Regions from separate parts of the Mus musculus genome. Here region 2 is linked to region 1. The links are chromatin loops, found by intact Hi-C in ENCODE. Cell type or tissue: gastrocnemius. All regions are shown on one strand. Each heading gives the region's core, and the rest is flanking DNA. Links, peaks and the distances in the headings are about the cores only.

Evidence for each region. Hi-C counts contacts between places; a loop is a spot of excess contacts. Peaks named below come from ENCODE experiments on the same cell type or tissue, not always from the same donor. Only the 100,000 strongest peaks of a DNase experiment are listed, where the experiment ranks them.
Region 2: it touches region 1 in a loop (7-fold over the local background); 35 of 42 quality-filtered maps call a loop at or near these places.

The regions. Positions count from the first base shown.
Region 1 is chr7:83,670,424-83,682,520 of GRCm38, reverse strand. It overlaps Il16 (interleukin 16), which reads left to right. Exons shown (of 19, transcript NM_001360087.1): 5 at 1,786-1,896; 6 at 4,420-4,534; 7 at 7,962-8,035; 8 at 9,271-9,487. Among named protein-coding and RNA genes, the nearest start is that of Stard5, 44 kb to the right of the region's middle. In gastrocnemius, for the core only: a CTCF peak has its summit at 6,727 (motif pointing right); a DNase peak (open chromatin) is centred at 6,766.
Region 2 is chr7:83,562,844-83,574,940 of GRCm38, reverse strand. No RefSeq gene overlaps it. Among named protein-coding and RNA genes, the nearest start is that of Tmc3, 16 kb to the left of the region's middle. In gastrocnemius, for the core only: no CTCF peak of the experiment used is centred there; DNase peaks (open chromatin) are centred at 6,665 and 8,825; H3K27ac peaks cover 1,613 bases.

The DNA of each region.
Region 1 (12,097 bases), core at 2,606-10,605:
GGAAGACTAGGGAACTATGGCTTTGATAAGCTAAGGAGTTTATTATCAAAATTCTAGTATGTAGCAGAATTGGCACTTGGAGTTGCATTACTTTTAAAAATATTTACTTATTTAGCATGTGTGAATGTCTATTTATGTGTGTGTGTGGGGGGGGGGGGTCGGGGGAGTGAATACCACACATGTGGAGGTCAGAGGACAAATTACGAAACCTGGCTTTTTTCTTCCATCATGTGGGTCCTACACACACAGACACACAGACACAGACACACACACACACAGAGAGAGAGAGAAAGAGAGAGAGAGAGAGAGAGAGAGAGAGAGAGAGAGAGAGAGAGAGAGAGAGAGAGAGAGAGAAACAGACACAAAGGCAGACAGAGTTTGACTATCTATCTGGGCATCTCCTGACCAGTGACATTGGTCAATCAACCATCACTGATGCTCATGCATGGTATCACTCTCTCTGCATAGGGGCTTCCAATGGACGCAGCAAGAAAGGATTCTAGAAGGGTTGTTTCTGGGGTCAGGGGAGGGACAGACTTTTGTGTGGCTTAGGGCTACAAAGCCTAGGGTATTCTGGTAACTTTGGGTAGATCACCTAGACAAGTAAGAGCAGCTTCAAGCCAACAATAGGAAAAAAAGAGAACATCAGGGAAGGGGGGGAGGGAGAAGGGGAGGGGAGTGGAGAGGGGAGGGAAGGAAAGGAAAGGAAGGAGGGCAAGGGGAGGGTAAAGGAAAGCAGAGGAGAGGAGGGAAGAGGAGGGGAAGAGAGGACAGGAAGAGAGGAGGAAAAAGGAAGGGAGAAGAGAGGAGAGAAGAGGAGGGGAGAGGAGAGGAGGGGAAGGGAGTGTAGGGGAGGGGAAGAGAGAGGAGAGGAAAGGGGAAGATAAACTTTTTTGGGGGGGGAGAGGAATGATCTTGAAGCCCAAATATATTCTCTGTCATGCTCCTTGCAGGCAGTTATGTGTGTGTGTTACCTTGCAACATCTGATCTGAGTCCCCCTTATACACTCAAGGCTGACATATTGGTTTAGTGGCCAGATAGGAAGCAGCAGGTAGAAAATGAAGGATGTACAGTCACCTCCTGGGGACCAAGCCCTGGCCTAAGCACTTGAATGCTTAATTATTCCTGGAAGCTGCACACACAGATAAATCTTTTTTTTTTTTTTAAATGATCTTCTACACTAGGAAACTGAGGCTCCGAGGGACAAAGTCACTTCTCCAAAGCAATCTGCTGATAATCGGCAGAGCCGGGAGAACCATCTGGGAAATGGATGTGGCTTCCAAAGTTTCAGCACACCACCAAACCATGCTGCTTGTCAGTGGGGCTCTGAGACACAACGCTGCTAGTTGTTGACCCTTTCTGCTTCTTTTATGCATCTGGTTAACCTCCAGCTGTGGAATTCATCTTCCCCCTTTGAGTCTTTGAGTTCTAGACTTCTTGCCTACTGCACACTCATGCCTAGCGCAAGCAGGGCTTTTGGAAAATGTGCTTTGAGCTGAACACAATTTTATAGTGATGTCTCGAACTCAGCTCAAGGTCTTGCTTGACCTTTGAGACTAATTCTGAGGGCAGTGTGGTGTGTGATGTTACTGCTTTCACAAAGGCTCACCAGCCAGGTCACTTGGAGGAAAGCTTCCTGCATAAGCCACCATATCTGAATGACACTCCTCAAATCACCCTCCAGCTCTTATACTGCTGGCCCCTGGGAGACAGAGAGTGGGGCTCTTCTCCTTGGCTGATTTCACAGGTGGCTCATTTCTACCCTCTCGGGTTCTTCATTACAGGGCACTGCAAGACCAACTCGGTCACTGAGCACAGCTCAGCTCGGGCAGCTGTCTGGGGGTCTGCAGGCGTCAGTCATCTCCAACATAGTGCTGATGAAGGGCCAAGCAAAGGTGAGCAGAGACCATCACCAACAGGAAGCCCCAGAGCAGCGCTCGCTCTCTTCTGGGAAAGTTGCTCCAAGGAAGAGTGGGACCAGGGTTATCATCCACTCGAGGGGGCAGACAAGTTCATTCACACTTTCTTGTTGAAGTTAAGGCAATTCTGATTCTTCCAGTTCCACTAAGTGATCATTCTCTCTCTGAGGACACCGCAGTGCTCCCCAACTGCTCCAGCACTCTCCAGGCTGGTTCCCTGCTCCTCTTGACATGATATCCCCACAATGTCATCTTGCCTGAAACATAAGTTAAATTCCCTTACATTGATTTATAGGGCTGGATTTCACATCCACATTCAGATGTTGGTAGAAGAAAGTTGGACTCAAACACAAATTTTATGGACTCTGTGTTTCCATATGGGTCATTTGATGGCCACAGATGTTCTGGCTCTGTCGGAGCATCCTGAAGAGTCAGAATGGACTCTGTTCTGTCTAGATGATGACACATCATACTAATGTCTATCCCATGCCTGAGAAGTATCAACAGGGGAAACCAAGGTATAGATAGTGAGAGAATGCCCCAGTATCTCTTGTGCTCACCCTAAAGCATGCTACCTCATGCCTGGGGCTTTGTATTGGGTACCTTCCTGGCCACTTACCAGCTTAGAGGAGGAAGGGTTTATTTACCCTCACAGTTTGAGTGTGCAGTCCACCACGATAGGGAAAGCACCTCTGCAGAAGTTGGCTTCGCCCACAGTGTCAGGAGCATGAGGCTTCTTGCTCATATATCAGTGGCTCCAGAAATGGAGGCTGAATAGGATGTGGGGTCAGGTTACAAATCCTATCACCAACCTTCCACTGGCCTGCTTCCTCGAGGGAAGCTTTGCTTTCTAAATGTGCCACAACCTCCCCAAACAACACCAAGTGTTCAGACACTTCACATCCAAACTGTACCAGACTTGCACATGCTTAAAATAACTAGGGTAGGCACAGGGAGTGGCTGCCACATTTTAAGGCCTGTTTAAATAAGTTAACTGCTCAGATGAACAGCGGGCTTATTTAATGTACCTAACAACACTTCAGCCAATTTGGGGTAAGGGCTTAATGGCTGCTGTATTCTAGGGAGGGACCCCACCACATACCTGGAGCCGTCTTTCCCTGTCACCTGTTCCTTCTCAGTCCTGGGAGCTCAGCAGGTAATACAAAGAAAGGTCCCCCAGGTGACAAGGGAAAAGTGTGTACAGTGTGGTTCTCTGGACAGTCCCACTTTCTCATTAGTAACCCAGTCGTTTGGTCCCAGTGACCACAAGGAACGCAATGCAAAGTCTCAGGCCTGAGGTAGTGAGTATGCTTCGGGATGAGCACAAGAGATATCTGGGGTGATCTCTCACCACCGACATTTTTGTTTCCATGTGGGCTCTGAGAACCGTGCACCAGAGATGACTAGTCTATGAAGAGTGGTGCCATTACTAGTGGCAACCACTGCTTTAAGAGTTTGTCTAGGAATCAAGCACCCGATCTCACCTAGATGCTTCCGAGGTGAACCGAAGGGCCCTCGCTTATTCTGCCCCATGTGTGCTTAAAGTAGCTGTCTGAGGCCAGTCATGAAAAAAAAAAATGAAATTAGCTGACTTCTGATAGCTCACAGTTTAGAAGGGAGTTCCCTAAGGCTGAACTCAGCTTATTGGGGGAATTGCAAAGATCCTTTATCTTCAACATAATGAATGGAGCTGTAGATATTTCTTTTGCTGTTACCTAAACCAACCCAAATTGTCTCTTTAATCCACTGGAAAGTCTGCAGGGGAATCCAGACCCTCTATCTCCTCATTATTACCTTGCATGGGGCAGCTCTGCATCAGACTGCCTTGGCTCCCTTGTAGCTGTCCCCACAGCGGAACCTGTCTACTGAGCCCCAGCTTCTCCCTGTGCCACTGTCACAATCCTTGGATGTGTCCGTCAGTCCTGAGAATGACCTAGAAATAAAGACAGCAAGGACGACACCCATAGTAAGAGCAGGTGACTGGTGTCCTTAGGCAGGGGACAGGTTGGGCACAGGATGGAGGGTAGCAAGGGGCCTTTGTTAGCAGAAAGGATGCTTTCTGTGGCACACACTGTGTTACTACTGATGCCGTTGATGTCTCTGTGATTCTCCTGGGTATTGCAGTTTATTCTCAAATACAACCTGTGAATTAAGTACCATTATTTTTATAACCTGAAACTGAAGTTCAGAGGGAGGAAGTGACTGGGTGAAAATAGTCAAGTGGAGAGAATAGGGTACTAGTTCCAACCCAGCTTCCACGTGTATGGGAAATGCCAGCTTCGTGGGTGAGCCTACGGCTGAGCTGCTGATATGCCATAGCCCAAGCTGCCCATGAACTACTCTTCCTACCTTGCCTGATTAAGCTCTGAAACTCTGGGACTAAAGGGACTTTGTCTCCTCCTCATTCCTTTCTGCAAAGGTTAGGGGTAAGTCCTTAGGAAATATCAGCTCAAGAAACAGCTGGAATATCCCTACAATATCCCTCTCTTCCTTACCCAGGGCCTGGGCTTCAGCATTGTTGGAGGAAAGGACAGCATTTACGGCCCTATTGGAATTTATGTGAAGAGCATCTTTGCAGGGGGAGCAGCTGCAGCTGATGGACGGCTTCAGGAAGGTAGGTTTCCATCTTTTCGGGTGTGGTTGAGAGGTCACAAACAGCATTCAGAGCTGCCAGGGCATCAAAGAGACTGAGAGCTTAAAGTACACTTCCAGGGTTGTGGGACGGGGCTCCAGGCAGTGGGCAACTACCCCCTTGAAAGGTTCCATCTTAGTGATTCCGGACAATCATTCCCTGACAACACCACCTCCCCTTCCAGGTGCTGTTGTCAGCCTGGGGTGGAAGCATTTGTTCTGTTCCTTCCTTCCCAGTGCCCCTGTTCAATTTCTGGGACTCACTGATACCCCATCCCCTTCACCTTCTCCGCCTCCTCACCTGAGACCATGGGACTGCAGAACCTGCACTTCTCTCACAGTCCCACCAAGCTCTAGGTCCCAGGGATAAAGAACATAAGGACACAGATCACAGTTCTCACACCAGTGAGAATAAAGGGAAGTTTATTCTGAGCCAAATATGAGCGGACATGGCCCAAGGACATGCATCTAAGTTGACATAAAGTGGGCCACATGACCTCTTTTCTGGGCACAGAACAAAAGGAAGTCGTAAGTCAGGGCATTGTCACATAGAGCAGCAGGAACATCAGGCAGGTGGGTTTCAGGAACTTGGGTGAAATTCTGATCTAGGTTTCAGAGAGCATGTGATAGCATTCTTAGCTATAGGTTGGTGGAAGGTGGTGATCTTAATACATTCAAATAGCCCTGAGTCACTCACCACCTTTATACCTGGTAGTCTGAAAGATGGTATTCAGGTATAAAGGTGGAGAGTGACTCAGGGCTATTAAGGCAACTAAAGCTAGCCTAAGTTAATTTTGGCTTTTGATCTGCAACTCTCCATAGCGAGACAGTTCTGGACAGCCAGTTATTCAGCAGAATTTTTAACAAAGAGGTATCTTTTTCAGGGAACTTTATCCACATAAAAATCAGACAGGACCCCTCTTTTGAATGGTTAATGGTCTCCCCATGAGCAGCTCTCCCTTCTGCCTTCCTTCTGCTTCCCTCTTCTTTCTCTCAGCTCCTTTTATATCTCATAGGACAGATGTTCCCTCTAAGTAAGAGACCTGGGGACACAATTGCCAGACACCCCACTCCACCCCACCTCAAGTCTGGGTTTGGATGATGGGCAACCAACTTGTTCCAAAGAGATCTCTAAGTTTCAGTCATGGAGCAAAATTCAAGGGTAGGAACAAAAGGGAAGGGAAGAGAAAGAAAGGAAGGGAAGGGAAGGAAGAGAAGGGAAAGAAATTGAATTGAATTTGAGAGATCAGTTACTTTCTTGTCAGAACAGTGTCTGTAAGTCAGGCTGGCAGTCTAACCACCTGTAACATCTGAGCTATCTGGGGGCAGGGGGCTGTGGGAACACTACAGTCCTAGATGGCAGGCGTATATCACAACAAAGGAAGGTTTCCAGCATTCTAAATGAGTAAAAGAATCCTGTGAGCAGCTGGAGAGATAGCTGGCTTTGTAGTTCAGAGCACTGACTGCTCTCCAGAGAACCAGGGTTTGATTTACAGCACCCACCCAATTGCCCACAACTACCCATAACTCTAGTTCCAGTGGAGCCGATGCCCTCTTCTGGCCTCTGAGAGTACCGAGAGCACCAGGCACACACGTGGTGCACTGATATACATGCAGGCAAAATGCTCATACACAAAACTGATGATTATCCATTAATAAAATATCCAGTACATTGAAAAACATTCTTTCTTGATTTTTGTGACATGTGCAAATTAGGATGAGATTCAAATTTCAGCCACATTCTTTCATCCAAGGCCTTGATGGCTTGCCTTGATGTTTCAGCCCTGTCACCATTATAGAGATGTTGTAACTCCCAAAGATTAAAGTATTTATGGTCTTGGCTCTTTCCAGAAAATGCTGCATTTATAACTGGGGAGGCACTGGGCGTAGAGGCTTTGGATGAGTCAGAAGGCAGTGTATAGAATGCAGTTGGCTGGAGAGAGATTGGAAGCAGAAGAGAAGTGCAGAGGCTGTTGTTATGGCTGCTTGAAAGAGTAACTCTCCCATCGACTAGAGTCAATGAGAATAGACAGAGCCTGGGAAGAGGCAGCACAGGGATGGTGGGAAGTGTGAATGTTTCTAGTCTCGGTCAACTGGAGAAAAGAAAAGGTCAAGGAAGAGAGAAATGGAAAAAGATTAAGTGGGAACTTCAGGAGGGCGATGAGCCTAGGTGAGCACTAGATGGCACTGTCTGGCAGGCCTCTGAAAAGAGGTTTGCCTCGGTGGGAGCTCTTGGTGGAAAAGGTGAACTGAAAGGATTAAACAAGGAAGGTGTAGAGGAGGGAGAAGAGGAGGGGGCATGGGGGTGAGGATGAGATGAGGTCTAGTGGAACAGCTAAGCCTCAATCAGGAAGAAAACAAGAGCCTGGGAGAAGGGAAGATGTGTGGCTTAGAATCCAGGGTGTTAGCCTTTGTTGTTTTGTAACTTTTGTATGGAAACCTTCATTATTTGGGGCTGGGGGTGGGGGACATTTGTCTCCATTAGTTAATAGCAATAATAAAAACCGAGAATTTCAAACAGTCAATTCCTGGCTCTAGCCTCAAACAATTGGCCAGATTGTTTTCCAAAGTGACTTGCTCAAGTCTACTCTGTGAAAGAATATGCTATCCATGACAAGCTTGCTATACGGATCAAAGCCACTGACCGTTAGCTTTTGTTCTCCTCCCCAAAAACAATTGTGTGAAATGGATTTGGCACAAGCTAGGCTCACCAGCTAGGAGCCAACATAGCTCATGAGCTCTTGCAAATGAGGACACAGCAGACAAGCCCAAAACAGGGTTATTGGTCCTTTGGAGTAGATATTTTGATAACTTAAAGCCAGCCTCCATTTAATAAAGAATGGTCATCCCGAAGTTTTGACTTTGTCTATTCCTTTCTCAGCTCACAATTAAGTATGTTTCGATTGTGTTTGTTTCATAGCCTTGTCTAGCTGTGGACTTGATATGTAGCCCAGGCTGGCCTCCAACTTCTTGTGACTCTGTGGCTTGTGATTACTAAGTATTCGAATTACAGTCATGAGCCCTCAAGGCTGGAGCATTTTCAAATACGTTTACTATGTGTATTCTCAGTCATAGAGTCTTCCAGTGACAAGGGTTGAATGCTGTCATTGTTCCCTTTGGTTTCAGAAGCCCACCATTCCGAGCTGCTCTGCAGCCTCCACACTGACACATAAAACAGTATCTGAGTCAAAAGAAACAGTTATGGCAAGCTGTTAGGAAACAGAGTTATGTTTTAGTGTAGCAAAGTCATTCTTTGATGATTGATGGCCCAGGCACTGCTCAAGCATGGTGAATCCAAAGGCTAAGAGCAAGGTTTGGAGAGCACACACAGGCACAGGACACAAGACTCCAAGCATATTCCAAAATACTGAATAAAGCTTGTTAGCTACTGTCTTTCTGTCTCTCAATAGGTGATGAAATTCTGGAACTCAATGGTGAATCAATGGCTGGCCTAACACACCAGGATGCTTTGCAGAAGTTTAAGGTAACTTCTCAGTCTTTGTCCATACTCTGAGTGTAAATATTATATACTAGGCCAGATGTAATTGGCATCTCAGAGGCTTACTGCTTTCTAGTTATTACAGAACTCTAGCTGGCAGGTTCAACTCAGCTGTCCTGGCTCAAACTCCTCTCCAAGCTGACTGATTCAATATGGCTTGTCTCTGCTTTTCACTGAATTGATCTGCTTGGCCTCAAACTCACTCTGGCAATTTATTCTAATTTTCTGGCTCCTTCTTATTCTCTGGCTTCAGCTGCCTCTGCTGATCTGCACCCAACTTAAACAAAATGAAACGAAACAAAACAAAATAAAACAAAACTCAACTCTACTTCTCTGAACTCACTGACTCCCCACTAACTCTCCAAACTCAACTCCACTCAGCTGAACTGACTCTCTCCCTGTTCTGCTCTTAAATAACTTATCTTTCCTGTGCTGTTCTCATGAGAGTTGGACACATCCTATATTTGACTCATTCTGTCAAATCTTTCTCTGATTTACCACTTTGTCTGCCCCTCAATTAGATATCACTTTCAAACGTGGCTGTTTCCTTCTAAAAACTAATTTTATCTTAAAGGTGTATACTAAGGATGTGTTTGTATTCCAGCCAGAGGGATTAAAGGTGTGTGTCATGTCTGTATCCTAGCTGGGTCACACATACCTAGGTCTTTAGATGAGATCCCTTGCCAGAGCAGCCATGTTGCTGGATTAAAATTGCTGTCCATTGGAGACTTCAGGCAATAAAACCAAACCCAGCATCACTTTCTTCCGCAAGGTACACAAAATGAAAAATTGATCCTTTGCAGAGGTGCCTAGCCAATGCTGGCCCTGGGCCCAGCATTAAAGAAATTCTTCTACAAAGGGGAGTATAATCAGGACTGGTGTCAAAGGATATCCAAACTACTTAAGATTTATAAAGCTGCCTCAAAGCATTCCATGAACTTATACTAGTAGATTTGTGAATATGTTTTTAGTTTTTAAGACATCACTAAAAGCTACTTTTCATCTCCATTCAGTTTGTTCAATTCATGAGTACATCATATATCATATAACATGTATACCTTGGTGCGTGTGCATGTATGTGTCATGTGTAACTTGTCACATGTCTGTACATTACCCATGCACATACACCTACATTTCCTTGGAGGAACATCTATCATTGTTACTGGGCATGTATTCTTCATCTGTCTGGAACTGCTCCAGATACGGTTACTCTTTTCCAGCAAGCCAAGAAGGGGCTGCTGACTCTGACAGTGAGGACTCGCCTGACAACACCCCCTTCACTATGCAGCCACCTGTCACCTCCTCTGTGCCGTTCCCTGAGCTCCAGCACATGTGGTGCCCAGGACAGCAGCCCCTTCTCCTTGGAAAGTCCAGCGTCTCCTGCTAGCACTGCCAAACCCAACTACAGAATCATGGTGGAGGTGTCTCTGAAGAAAGGTAGGAGTAAGGTGCCAAGTTTTTTTTTAATTGAATATTTTCTTTATTTACATTTCAAATATTGTCCCTTTTCCTGCCCCTGTCCAAGACTATGCCAGTGTCTGCCAGTCTCTGTCAGAGCTACCCAGGCCTCTATCATATGGAAACATCACAGAATGAGGTTTGCTAGCAGATAATAATATAATAATAAGGCATAAGCCTTATCCAGTTGGGTTTAAATCAGGTCCCTTCCTTCCTTCCTTCCTTTCTTCTTTCCCTCCTTCCTTCCCTCCTCTTCCTCTCCTTCCACCCCTTTATTTAGTGTGTACCTGTGTACATGCATGTGCATATCCCCCACAGAGAACAACTTGTCGGAGTTAATTCTCTCTTTCCACCATGTGGGTCCTAATGATTGAACTCAGATTATCAAGCTTAGGGACAGTTATCTTTGCAGCTGAGCACTATCTCGCTGGCTCCTCATCCTGCTCCTGGAAGCTTATCTGTGCCATCTGAACCCAGACAATATCTTTTGATGAGATGGTTAGCAAGCATATAACAGAGAACTTACTACACACACACACACACACACACACACACACACACACACCATACCATAATGGACCAGGCCCTAGACTCTGCAGTTAATATCTTGCTGAGACCTTGAGCAGCTCACTGGCCCTCTGTGGGCCTATTTTCTTTCTTCTGCAAGATGACCAAGGTTTTGTTTTTTTTTGTTTTTTTGTTTTGTTTTTTGTTTTTGTTTTTTTAATCTAGACGACATTCAGAGTTCCACAGCCATCCCCTCTGCCCAGATGATAATTCTAGAAGGCTTTAGAGGCCTGCTCTGCCATAGTGAAGCTGAGCTGAGATTGGAAGGACAAGGGACAGTGTTAGATGCAGAGCTTGTCTCCACCTACAGTGATAAGCAAGCATTCTGGGGACAGAGGGAAGACTGGAGTAGCTGGTGCAAGTGGAAGGAGGTGGGGTTGAAAGATGGAGAGGAAGGAAAGGGTTTCAACGAAGAGGCTGGGAAACCAGAGAAAGGGATAAATGAGGAGCAAATGTGTGTAGGAATGGGGGCCAGAAGCAGGCAATGGGCCCCTTGCCGGATGCATGTCTCAGTGCCTCTGCTGGACCACAAGCTTGCTAAGCCTTCACGCATCTCTGGCACAAAATCTCGGTAGCCATAGATCTGTCTTTGTACACTGCCCATAGGGCTCCTGTGGTGAAGTTCAGGGAGCAGGCATGGCATGGTATGTGGGTGAGTCATGGCGTTAGTCTGCTGCTTCTCCTGATGGCCTGCACTAGAACCAGTGCTGAGATGCTTTAAGCAGCCACATCATAGCCTCTGTCCCCGCAGATTGTTTCAGTCTTGCTTGGTGTGAGCTTCAGGGACCCACAGGCCTATTAAGCCAAAGAGCTCTTGCCCTGGTTAGGAGACCTGGGTATCAGGATCGACTTTGATCTCTGTTCACAGTGCATGTCACAGCCCATATATTTTTTAACCTTGATAACAATAACCCACAACAGCCATCCCTCTTGGTGCTGTTGGGAGAACAAACATCAAAAGGTGAAACCACTTTTTCTAAGCTATGTATGCCTAAGGAAAACCTGAAGGAGGCTCTTTCTCCTTACTACTCCATGGACCTTCCATTTGGTCCTTCCTAGCTGCCATGTTTTTGTTTCCAAGGCCTTTCCAATCTAGCCAACCATCTGTCTCCTCTGCCATTCTGGAGGTCCCCATACCCCTAACATCACCTGCATTCTGTTTGTCTAGGACCCATGTGCCCTGTGCAACCATCTTCTTCTCACATCTTCCCAGTTACCTCATGGACGGCATGAGTGCCTGTAGGGCAAGACTTCATAGGTCTGGTCCTTTCCAGATTTCCTTGTTTGAAAGCAGCCTGTCGCCCACCAATCCCTCAATTCAAGACTGCCTTGGAGAAATTTTATCATGCTATGCTTATATTCCACCCCTTTGGAGTATATTCTGTGCACTCCTGTTTCTGCTTTGCTGCCCTCTTTACCCCTCTGGACCTTTCCAGTGATCCTTGCACTTCCATTCTTAACCATCCATAGTTATCTCTCCTTGTAAAGCCAGATATATTACTAAAGATGGAAGTTAAGGTATACCACTTCCTCATTCCTGACTGTCCCATGGCATTTCTTCTCAGTCAAAGAGTTTGTTTTTGTATACCTGTGCATACAAAGCCTTTTGAGTCCAGCCCTTGATCCCTGCCCTATGCCACCTCATCTCTCTCTGCATCCCGCATTCCTGGTTGCCTGGGATCCATGCTCTTGGGTCCATCACCTCTCTGCATGTCTATCCATGTTCTGCCCACAATGGCCTTTCAGGACCTATAGCAACATGATGTATTCCTCCCAGCCCAGCCTATGCCTGGGCTGTTTCCGCTAGTCAATTGTCTGCCCTGTCTCCTCATCCTGGCTCTTTATTGTCATCCATGGTTTAGACTAAATGTAGTCCCTGAGGCATGAAGGGCTGTGCTGCCACCTTCTAACACGGTCCCATTCATTTCCTGCATAGATCACTGTCTCCTCCCCTCTTCCCACTTCCTCTAGCTCTTGCCTGGTGTCTTCCCTCTCTCATTTCCTAGTGTTTCTCCATTTGAC
Region 2 (12,097 bases), core at 2,085-10,084, 110 kb after region 1:
GCAAACTGTGCCTTTTTTTCTTTTACATCAGTTGTTCCTTCTAGGTCACACACACACACACACACACACACACACACACACTTATTCCTTGATAGTTTGCTTTTTACCTTTACATGACAGTGAAAACAAAATCTACCAGCACCACCACCCCCAAACCCAGAACGTATCAATTTTCATATATTTAGGTGAATTAGGAAAACAATACCAGGCAAGTCTGTGACTGTCTCTGTTTCTCCTTAAAAATATAATTTTTCAATCAAAGACAATCTACTTGACATGTGACTGTGAACACAGCCTTTGGTTAAATAGTCTAAACATTAACCCTGTCTTTGCCAGTGGTTGTCTTCAAGACTTTTCCTTACATGAAATGTTGAGATACCCCTGCAGGTTGCCCTACTGAAACCTGGCAAGTTTGTAGCTGTTAGCACAATTGTGTGTTATAGGCCCAGCACTGTGCCTGAACACAGCGAGAGTTCCCAAATTGACACCATATTTTTCTAAACTTTGTTGATTATTTAAGCCTTACTATGAGATTCTGTATAGGATGCTTTGGATTAATTAATTTTATATGAACTGTTGTTATAAAAATGATTTTCATAATTCTTAAAATTATTTTAACATTACCACAGAGGTTTGTTTAGAGAACTTGAAATTAAGTACAGTTTTGATAACTGATTCTATTTCATGGAGCGATTTGTGAAGGAAATGTTGCAAGTGTGTTTCTGATACACAGGGCTTTAATCCTGGGCATATACACTACAACGCTCTTTTAACCTGTTCCACTGATGGACAGAATGCTGAAAATACCTTCCTCCTCCCAAGAAGCCAGCCTGCGACAATCTGAGGACATGGAAAGATGCTAACTCTGGTTACTTCATCTGCTAAGGAAGCAGCTTGCCAAAGCTAGGGACACAGGACTCCTTCCCAGAGATGGTGGCGGCCTGCTGGCTTGTCAGTGAGGCTGGGCTGGGTAAATGAGTATGAGGTCCTAGTCCAGCTACAAGAAAGAGGACGTTTACTAAGTGGTGGTATAACGAACCTAGCAGGAAAGCAGGTATTCTGTTCTCTTCTCTTTGGCTTTCAGACTAATAAAACAATGGTTCCCCAAGAAACTGGGATTTCAGAGCTGGTGAGATGGCTCAGTGGTTAAGAGGTCCTGAGTTCAATTTCCAGCAACCACACTGTGGCTCACAACCATTTAATAGGATCCAATGCCCTCATCTGATATGTCTGAAGATAGCTACAGTGTACTTATATACATTAAATAAATAAATAAATATTTATAAAGAAAAGAAACTGGTATTTTCCCAGGAGTCTCACACCGGGAGAAGAAAAATGCTGAAGTCTGGTGGCAGGTAAAGGAGAAGCTCGTTTCTGGAAAGAGATTCCACCTTAAGGACTGTTCTGCCCTTTAGGAGAGACAGACAGGACCACACCTTGACCAGGACTGCTAATCTATACATTCTTCCTCCTTCTATTTAAACTATTTAATCCTAAACCTCCTGTGAGGACTCTGAAGAGGGACTTGGGTAGTAGGTTCACAGGGCCTCTCTATTTCTTTTCTCACTGTGGCCACGTTGGTTACAACTCTCCTTTCTCCTCTTCATGGTTACACGTTTTTGTTTTTTTTTTTACACAGACCTATTGAGGAAAGATGGACAAGCCTGGCTTGTCAGAGCTGCCAGGGCATGGGCTCTGACCTCAGCAACTCCGGTAACAGTATCTTTGATGAAGTTAAGATGAGGCCTTATTGCATTCTCACTTTACTAATTTGGAAACTGTGATGATCTGTACTTGGTATATATAACAGGATATTCTTCCTTTTGGAAGAATTGAGTGCTATCATTTGGAAAATTTGCACGATGCCTTTCATCTACTTAATTGTCACATTTCCATTCCATGTGCCTAGTTATCACCCCGAGGTGCCATCTGCTTCAGTGTGGCCTGGATTTCCTTCCAGTGATGGACTAGCCTCTGGGTGCGTGCAGAACACTGGGAGGTGGAGGATGGAGAGGAAGGTTCATGAGATCTAATTTCCTAGACCTCTCTCGGGAAAGCATCAGGGATGAACTTTGAAGATATGCTGGTATGTGCTGATCATATCAACCCTGTAAGAATTAGCAGAGGGCTGAGCCCACATGTCAGCCCTGTTCAGATTGAGCAGAGGGCTAAGCCACTGCAACTGAGAACTGTGAGCACTTGTGTCATGGATGGGACTGAAGACCACACTTCCTAACAGTCAGGCCACACCATTGTTCGTAGGATGCTTCACACATCCCCTGTGCATTGACCTCATGAGGCAAGCATTCCAACGGGACCAAGGGGAGTCTGTCCAGTTTTGTTGTTCTCATGATGTGATACACAACCCTGTAAGCCAATCTCCCTAGGGGCTTTTGAAAGCCTCCTAACCACATTATCACTTTTCTGTGTAAAGCAAACTTAGTGAGAAAACAATTATGGGATGGACACCAAATGATCCCCAAATGGCCATAAAACAGAGATGGCAGTCAGCAGAGACAGAGGAAAACCACTGATGATTCCCGAAGCTGTGTTTGAGTTCTGTTTGCTTGGTTCTTGAATTTCTATCACTCTTCTTCTGTCTATGACCTCTCTGTCCTGTGTCTTACAAGCCCACACCATCCTAAGGTTAAAGTACAAGTCATTAACTTGGTGTATTCTAGGAGAAGATGATGTGGCCTGGACAAGAAGAATGCGAAGATCTTTCTGTATAATACAGAGTGAATTAGAATATTCGCTCATTATTCCTCCCACAAACTGGCTTAGAACGACATCCTCTGGGCATGACACAGCTTCTGCACTTTTGAACTCAGCAGCTGTGATTTCTCTAAGGAGATTTGCACATGACTAGGCTTTCTGTTACAAAGGAAGGGAGAGGCTTATAAGAACTATAAGGAGCTAACCAAGGGAATGGTGAGAATGGAGAGAGGCATCAGTGGTTGAAAGCACTTGTTGCTCTTCCAGAGGATCCAGGTTTAGTTCCCAGCATCTACATAGTGGCTCATAAGCATCCTTCACAACAGCTCAAAGAGATAGGATCCCTCTTCTGGCTTTTTCTAGCACCCACTAAAGAGGCACCCAGATATACATGCAGGAAAAAAAGTCTACAGACACACACACAGACACACACAGTGACACACAGACACATACTCACAGAGACACACAGACACACACACACACAGAGACACACACTCACAGACACACACACACACACACACACACACACACACACACAAATAGGAGAGAGACATAAGACCTTCAGCCCCAGGACTTACTTATTAGCTAACTGTTGATGGGGAAGAGTAATTTTTTCTTCAGTTGTGTAGCCTTCAGTTGCCTTTGCTTCTGTGAGTAAGCCCTTACGCATATTCCCGTACTCAGATTAAATTCACCGATTCACCAAAATGTATGAGGAAGGAATCATTCCTTTGTTTCTCCCGTTGGTGTTCTATCTGGGTGAGTTAACGTTCATTTAGTAAAGCTTCATGCTCTCACAAACATTTAGTAACTTCTATCTGACCCAGTATACTTCCTTAGGAAATGAGAAGAAAGTATGCAACACCCCCTCCCTTCCCCTAGAAGCAGCTTGCCGAAGACTAAGCAGAACGAGGTCATGGTTTTGCTGGGCAGATGCTTGGAACTGAGGAAGGGAAGAGGAAGGGAGGGGAGGAGGGCTGCCTAGCTTCAGTCTTCAGGGGTAAGTTCGTGTTCTGAAAGCACAGTGGTAGGCAAGTGAGGACATAGGCTGGCCAGTCAGGACAGAAACCTTCAATGGCCTGTGGGGGCAGATGAGATCTGCTGTACTTCTCTGGCTGTTAAGACCATGCCTCAGAACCTAGACAGCCTACTTGTTCATTCCCAGGCCATGTTGGCAGGAGACACCAGCAGCCATGGAGTCTGGACTCCTGAAGACCAGAGAAGATGCAGATCAAAGGAATCAGAACCTGCAGCTTAGCTTATGGCCATCCAGGAAACCTGAGCTGTGGGAGTTTATGGCTCAGAAAGTCCTTAGAACATGGATGAAGACAAATGAAGGTTTATAGAAGGTCTGAAGTTCATTAAATAAAGCCTTCATTCATTCGTTCGTTCATCCATCCATCCATCTACCCACCCAGCTACCTATTCATTCATTCATTCATTCATTCATTCATTCAGTAATTTGTTGATCAATAGTGATTGGTGCTCACAATATGCCACTCTGTTCACTAATGTCTAGGACATAGTTGCAGGTGATTTAGCTTGTTTGGTGCTGCTATAACAGGCTACCTAAGACAAGGTAACTTATAAGGAACATAGATTTATTTCTCACAGTTCTAGAAGCTAGAAAGTCCAAGACCAAGGGGTATGCATATAATGAGGGCAATCATGCTGTATCATCTCTTGGTGGAAGCCAAGAGGCTGAGATGGGACAAGAAAGAGAGTTGGCCAGTGTGTACCTTTCTCTTTCTTTTTATAACACCATTGATCCTATCATCTGATACCTCCTTGGCCTGAAGACTGAATCTATCCCCCTATACCTTCCAGAGTCCCCAGCCACATATGAATTTGGGAACTGTGTCCATCAATCACACACAATCAAGGAATGTGTTTAGACTATAGTACCAGGTATCACTGGGCTCTTCTGTGAATCTCATGTCATGGTTCTGGCCAGCCAGGTCTTTCCCTGCTGTTTATACAGCATCAGTTTATACAGTATCCTATCACGGAACCACACAGTCCAGTCAGCTTTTCTGTAAACTTCACAGCATTCTCTGTGTCAAGGCAACTCTTGCTCTGCTATTGTCCTGTGTGCTTTCCTGGATGCATGCCAAAAAAGGAGAAGGATGCTGTCTTAGTTGGGGGGCTCTCTATTGCTGTGATAAAACACCATGACAACTATAAAAGAAAGAATCTATTTGTGCTTACAGTTTCATAGGCTCAAGAGTCCATGATGGTAGAAGGAAGGTAGGAACAGCTGAACTCATATCTTGATTCCATGAGCATGAGGCAGAGAGTGCTGACTCAAAATAATCTTTTGAAACCTTAAAATCCCATCCCCAGAAACATAAACTCTCCAGCAGGGCCACATCTTCTAATCTTTTCCAAACAAGCCACCAACTAGAGACCAAGTATTCAAACATCAGCCTATGGGGCCATTCTAATTCTAACCACCACAGACCACCTTTTAGGAAACTTTGTAGACACAGAATACTTGAAGCCACCTTAAGATCGGTAGCTCCACCCTCTAAAATTTGGGGGATTGATTTCTCATGTTTACATTGACATTTGGGGATCCAGATCTGGCTGGCATGGCAATACCTGGAGCTGTGTGAGGTCCCTGGAAGCCATCTTTTCCATAATTTCTGCAGAATTAATTGCAAACCTCATACACAGGATCAGAAAACACCACCACCACCACCTCTGCTTCTTGTGTTTGATTCTTGGCAAAATCTGGCTTATTGGTACACACGTATGTTTTTGTGTGTTTAAAATGGAGTTATGATTTTCTCAGTGCTGAAGGAAGTCCTATGTCTTTCACTAAAACTTGAATGTCTTTCTATCTTATGACTCAAATAGGTTGATTTTGGAATTCTCCTGTGACAGGGAAAGTAATATGCTTCAGAGGGTCTAGGTGCTGGTAGTTAGAAGCTGTTATGTTTTTTAAACAATATGAGTAGAGTGGACAGCTACCCCTCCAGGTAGAAGCGGTGGGGCCTATAGTGAATAATATTTCAGTTTCACTTTTCCTACAGCAGCAACTAAGAAGGCAAAACATGTAATGGAGATGCAGGATGACAGGGCTGACCTCAGCCTGGGTCCCTGAGAGACCTAAGCAAAGCTCTGCTGACATTTGCACAGGCCACAAGTGAGGAAGAAGACTGTACTGTAAGCCTCTCATCGGCTGGAGTCATCTGCTTCCACTCTGTAGCTGACCTAACATACCTTCTGCTCTCTCAATTTCTGCTTCCTTTCCTGGCTCCATAATTTGCTCAAGCCATCTGTCTGCTTATGGAGCCATTTGCCCTCTTCCGGGTTTATAAAATTTTATGTGTCCTGCATGGTCTATTTCAGGTTATCATTTGCCCAAGGATCACCCCAGTCTCTAGATCCTCTTGGTCAGTGTTGGTCATACGCTTCTCTAGTGATAGGAAGAAGAGTGTGTTCCATTTATACCAATTGCCTGCATACTTCCCTTAACTCAGAGCCCCTTGCCCACGTCTGATTCATTCAGAAACCTGAGAGCACAGCTCAGCAGTCCATGGGAGCTATAAGAGAACCTTAGTTTGTCTGGACCAAGTCTCATGAAGATAATACTGTGTGAAATAATTTTTAGTCCTCTGTTTTATGTAAAACAGTGGAAGGAAATGGAAAGCAGAAAACAACAGCAATAGCAATTTTTTCTTACATGAAGAAATGTGATGTTTAGAGTATATGAACAGCAAGCACATATGGCTGGAGAAGATAGCAGAGGGAAGACTGATGCTTTCTGAATGCCAGAGTGAGAATTAGCAGACACTTGGTAGATCAGACCCCCTTTGAAAACCTATCCTGTGGCTCCCAGATTCTCCTCCATGCGGGTCGGGTCAAGAGCTGAACTGGAGATTAATCAAAGCTGCTTAGTAGGCACAGAAGTTTCTTACCGCTGGGAATATCCCAGCGCTAACCAAGACAAAGTCTCCATCTTGTGGCTGCATTCAGATCTGCATCCACTCTTAGTTCAGCACCAAGAAGGCAGAAAGTTCGGCAAAGGTCAGGGACATCTGTTTGCAACAGAAACACATTTCTGTCATTTAAATACAGGGAGGTGGGTTCATCCACAGCAACTGGGCAGGAATTCCCACTTTCACCCCTCACCGTGTATTTGTTCTCTAAAGTTGAACGGCACCCCTGTATCTGCCGTTCCACACTCCCTGACCTATGTTCTCTTTCCCTACCTCTAAAGCTGCTGCGTCCACCTCGGCCGGCCGGCAAGGAAGACACAACATGGTCGGATTCTTCTCAACAGCCTTTATTGCAGGAACGTCTCAATGCTGCTATGGGGACCCCGGGAACCCAGGGAGGTTTGCTTAAATACTCTCAGCCCCCCTCCACTCACGGCAGGCCACGCCACCTCACCATGCACACAGCTTCAGCCAATCAGGGCGGCAGGGGCATGTCTCCACCAAATATGGACTTGTTTACACCGCCAGCATCATGGTGCACCTGCACAGTTCTCACGATGGTCGTGGCTTATTTTCAGGTGTATGAGGAAGTCAGGTGCAAGTCATAAGACTTAGCTGCAGTCCTGGGCGCCATCTTGGGACTGCTGCCACACCCGCTCCTTACATAAAGCCAGCAAGGTAACAACTCACGTAGGTCTCTGATTGCCTTCCTATTCTCCCACCCCCACCCTCATGCCAAGTCCACGGAGATCACCCGGGAAAAATCTCACTATCACAGGACCCACAGTTTAATCACATTTAGAAAGTCATATTTGCCCTAGAAGAAAACTTCCTCAGCTTCTAGGGTAAGGCTCACTGTTTTGTGGACCATTGTTCAGCCTACTGTGGGGAGGAAGAGAAAAGGGTCTGTGGGAGTATAACGGTGAGCATGGTGGCCCCTTACAGCCCATTCTTTGCCCACACTGGACTATAGCCATAACTGGCCACTCACTGTCTTTAGTGCTGTCTTTAGAGCGCCCAGAGTGGTTTCTGGATAGTAAGTCCAGGGTTAGGGCCACCCTCCCTGCTGAGTACTCCTCTTGGGAATGGATGCTCAAACCAGTACCAGGCAGCCCAGGATACCCCTACCGCCACTATCATCACTGTGAAAAGAGAATTTATCTTTGTGTCGACTGTCTGGAGGGACAATAAAGGTCAACAGGCTGTCTTTATAAAGGACTGTAACCTTGTGTTTGTTTGTGAGCCTCTATTTGACTTTTTTTTTTTTAATTATGTATGTAATGGCTTGGGGATGGCCCTGTTACTGAAGTCTTTGCCATGAGAGCATGAGGATTTGAATTGGCTTTGCAGAACCTATGTTAAAAAGCCAGACATGGTGGTGACATGTTCTTGTAACTCCAGGATTGGAGGAAGTGACAAACAGATTCTGGGGGCTGCCAGTCAATCTAGTCTCCCTGGTGAATGGCACATCAATGAAGCCCTTATCTTAAAGACAAGGTAGACAGTGGATAGAACATCAAAGCTTAATCTCTGACCCCTAAGGCACGCATGTATTCACGCACACACAGGCACCCATGTGGATAAGTGAATACACACCCCACACAAACACAAACTATGTGCTTTTATTATCTGGGAGGTTTTTTAAATTAAAGTAAAAAATATACTTAAAAAGACAGAACTAATAAAAGCAGTGCACTTTCAAGGTAATGAGATCGCTGTTCAAAATATCTTGTGTTTTATTATCGTTTTTTTTTTTTTAATTGTTTCAGAAGTATATTGGCTCCAAGGAGAATTCCCCATAGGGTTATCTGAAGACAATGGCTGTGGTTCTGCCTGATACGTTCTGTCTACTGTAGACATTGTCTAAATCAGAACTCATTTTGGTCCTCAGGCTTTATACTCAGCAAACAGCAAGCTCTTCCTAAGGCTGAACTGACCAATTCTCTTTCTTTTTTGAAGGATCCCTCCTGTTAGAGAGTTCCTGTAATTATTTGTGACATATTCTTTGTGGGTCATTTCCTGGAACTAATAATAGATGCGGAGTGGCTTCTATTCAGTACCGATGAGTATGAGGAACGCCCTCTCTGAACATGTTATTCAAAAATCAGGACTTCTTCCCCGGGCTGGAGGCCAGAGCCTCCTGCGGGGAACGAGTCCACACAACAGCTAGCTCAGCATGTGCTGGGGTTCGTTTCCTGTCCTTTGAACTTGGTGCTGGGTCATCCAAAGAGGGCTCCTCTGTCTTCCTTGGTGTTCTGAGAAACAAGTTGCTTTTCCATCTCACTTTTTGCTCTACTGTCCTGTCCCACTTGCTTTGGCATGATGGAGAGAGAGAGAGAGAGAGAGAGAGAGAGAGAGAGAGAGAGAGAGAGAGAGAGAGAGAGAGAGAGAGAGAGAGCGCAAGAGCAGAGGGAAGGCCAATGCTTTCTGAATGGCAGAGTGAGAATTAGGAGACCCATGTTAGATTGGACCCTTTTTGAAAACCTATCCTGTGACTCCAGGCTTCTTCTCCTCTCCGGAGTGTGTCAATTGTTTTTTTTTTTTTGTTTGTTTTGTTTTTTTCCCAGGCCTGGACTCAGGGATGCTCACAGCTGGACAAGGATTCTTCAGTGTCTCCCCAACAGAGGCAGCAGCGCCTGTTAGAAACCCTTTGACCTACTTTCATAACACAGCAGAAAAAGTAATTCCAGTTTCAAGAAAGTCAGGACTCAAATCCCTTACTTAAAGATTAAAAGAGGTCTCTAAAAAGACCTCAGGGTTCGGACTGGAGAAGTAGTTCAGTGGTTAAGAGCCAGTTGTTGCTTCTGTAGAGGACCTGGGTTGGATTGTCAGCACCCACATGGTGAGTCACAAACATTTACAAACTCAGTTCCAGGGGATCTAACACACTCTTCAGACCTCTGTGGACAACAGGCATAGACGTAGTACACACACACGCACACACACACACACACACACACACACACACACACAAGGGAAAACGGTCACATAAATAAGATGACTAACTTTTTAACAATTTATTTTAAGAAGTAAAATTAAAACTCAGGTCATGTTTCTCAAGGCGAGTGCAGTGTCCGTTTATTTGTATTAGAATCAGTTTTGTTTTGTATTTTTTTTTTTTTTTTTGAAGAAGATGCTTAACTGCAGCCTGCGAGGCAGCTGTTCTCAACTGACTGCCCCGCCCAGGCCTCAGATTGCCTCAGTGTGTGGGTGGTGAATGACATTTCCTCCCGGAAGACCATGTAGATCGGACCTACACTGTGGCTGAGTCTCAGCCCACACACAATATTGTGTACTTAATGCCACTGGCCTTTTAAAACCAAGAGAGTCTCCTAGAAATAGGATATAACATCCCGACCACGGTTTCCCTCCTTCGTCTCCTCCCCTGCCCACCTCTCTTCTCCCCCAGATCCACACCTCCTTTGTTTCCCTTCAGAAGAGTGCAGGGATCTCGACCAGACAGACATATGGAGTTACAGTAAGACTGGGCATCTCCCCTTATGTTAAGGCTGGATGAGGCAACCCAGTGGGAGGAAAAGGGGCTCCAAAGCAGGCAGGAGTCAGAGCAGGCCTCACTCCCACTGTTAGGGGTCCCACAAAAGACCAACGTAGACAATCGTAATATATATGTAGAAAGCTTAGGTCAGACCCACGTAGGATCCCTGGTTATTGGTTTAGTCTCCGAGAGCCCCTGCGAGCCCAAGTTAGTTGATTCTGCGGGGTTTCTTGTGGGGTCATGTCCTTGACACCCTGGCTTCTACAATCCTTCCTTTCCCTTTTTCACAGGATTCTCTGAGCTCTGCTTAATGTTTGGCTGTGGGCCTCTGCATCTGCTCCCATCAGTTTCTAGAAGAAGCCTCTGGTGATGATTATGCTAGGGTCCCATCTATGAATATAACAGGATATGATTAGTGACCATTTCTTTGACTTTTTTTTTTCTTTCCTTTTTGCTAGTCCTCTGGGCTGCCCAGCCTCTGGTCTCTGGCCCTCCAGGCAGTATCAGAGGTGAGATCCCGCTTACAAATAGGATTCTTGAAATATGAAATAAAAAGTCCTCATGGTCTATCAATTCAAAGTATGCTTTGAATAGGGTTAGAAATAACTAGGTAAATAGTCATCCCACACGTGTTTTACAAACTTTAGTTTACAATGGCATTGCAGTCTAGGTAACTGCATCATTACTTTACAAATTTTCCCAGTAAGGGCACAGGTAAGCTCTCACCAGCTGCCACTAAGCTAAGAAAGGTCTGTATTTTTCAGCATCTTTTTTTTTTCCCTTGGTACTCTTCTTTGCTGTGGTTTGCATTTAAAATGACTTCATGTGGGGTTATGCATGTGTTATGTGTTAGTATATATGTCCATATGTGTGCATGTGTGTGTGAAGACTAGATTACACAGGGTACCATCCTGTATCACTCTGCACTTTACTTTTTGAATTTGGAGCTTGCTGATTGAGCTAAACTGACTGGTTAAGGCCCTGTGAATGAGGCTGGCATCACAGGCATACACTGCTGTGCCTGGCTTCTTCTGATGTGCTGGGAATCCAGACTTGGTGGTTTTACACTTGCCTGACAAGTACTTGGGAGACTGAGCCACCCCCCCCCCCTTCTTCAAATTTATTTATTTTATGTGCATGGGTAATTTGATTGCTTATATGTCTGTGCACCACATGTATTCAGTGCTCACAGATGCCAGAAGAAGGTGTTGGATCCATGATTTCAGACAATTGTTAACCACCATGTAGGTGCTAGAAATAGAACCTGGGTTCCCTGAAGAACAGTCAGTGCTCTTAACCACTGATCCAACTCTCCAGCCCAGGATTTGTGTTCTTAATCATTGTGCTGAAAGTAATGTTGTTGACTGACAGTAATAATGGAGGAACGATGCTTGACTGTAAAGAAGTTCATGATACTGGGGACATCCTCGAGAAGAAGAAATTGTCCTTAATTTTGACTGTGGAGGTAGTTTCATGGATGCGAACATTTGACAAAAATTTTTCAAATTATACACTTAAGTGACTAATGTCATGTGTAGATATATTTTAATAGATAATCTTAAAATGATAACATTTTAGGGCATACATAGGCTGAACCTAGTTCCCCCCACTTATGTAGCAGATGCGCAGCTCATTCTACATGTGGGTTTTCGAACAAGTAGATCAGGGGCTATCTCTAAGGCAGTTGCCAGTCTGTGGAATACTTTCCCCTAATTTGGTTGCCTTATCTGGCTGTAATGGGAGAGGATGTGCCTAGCCCTGCAGAGACTTGATGGGCCAGAGTGACAGGATGAGAAGAGGACTCCACCCTCTCTGAGGAGAAGGGGAGGGGAGATGGGAGAAGGAACCATGTAAGGGAGGGGACAGTGATTAGAATGTAAAGTGAATAAAATATAGTTAAAAATATAACATTTTGATTTTCTACAGTAATCTAACACAAGTT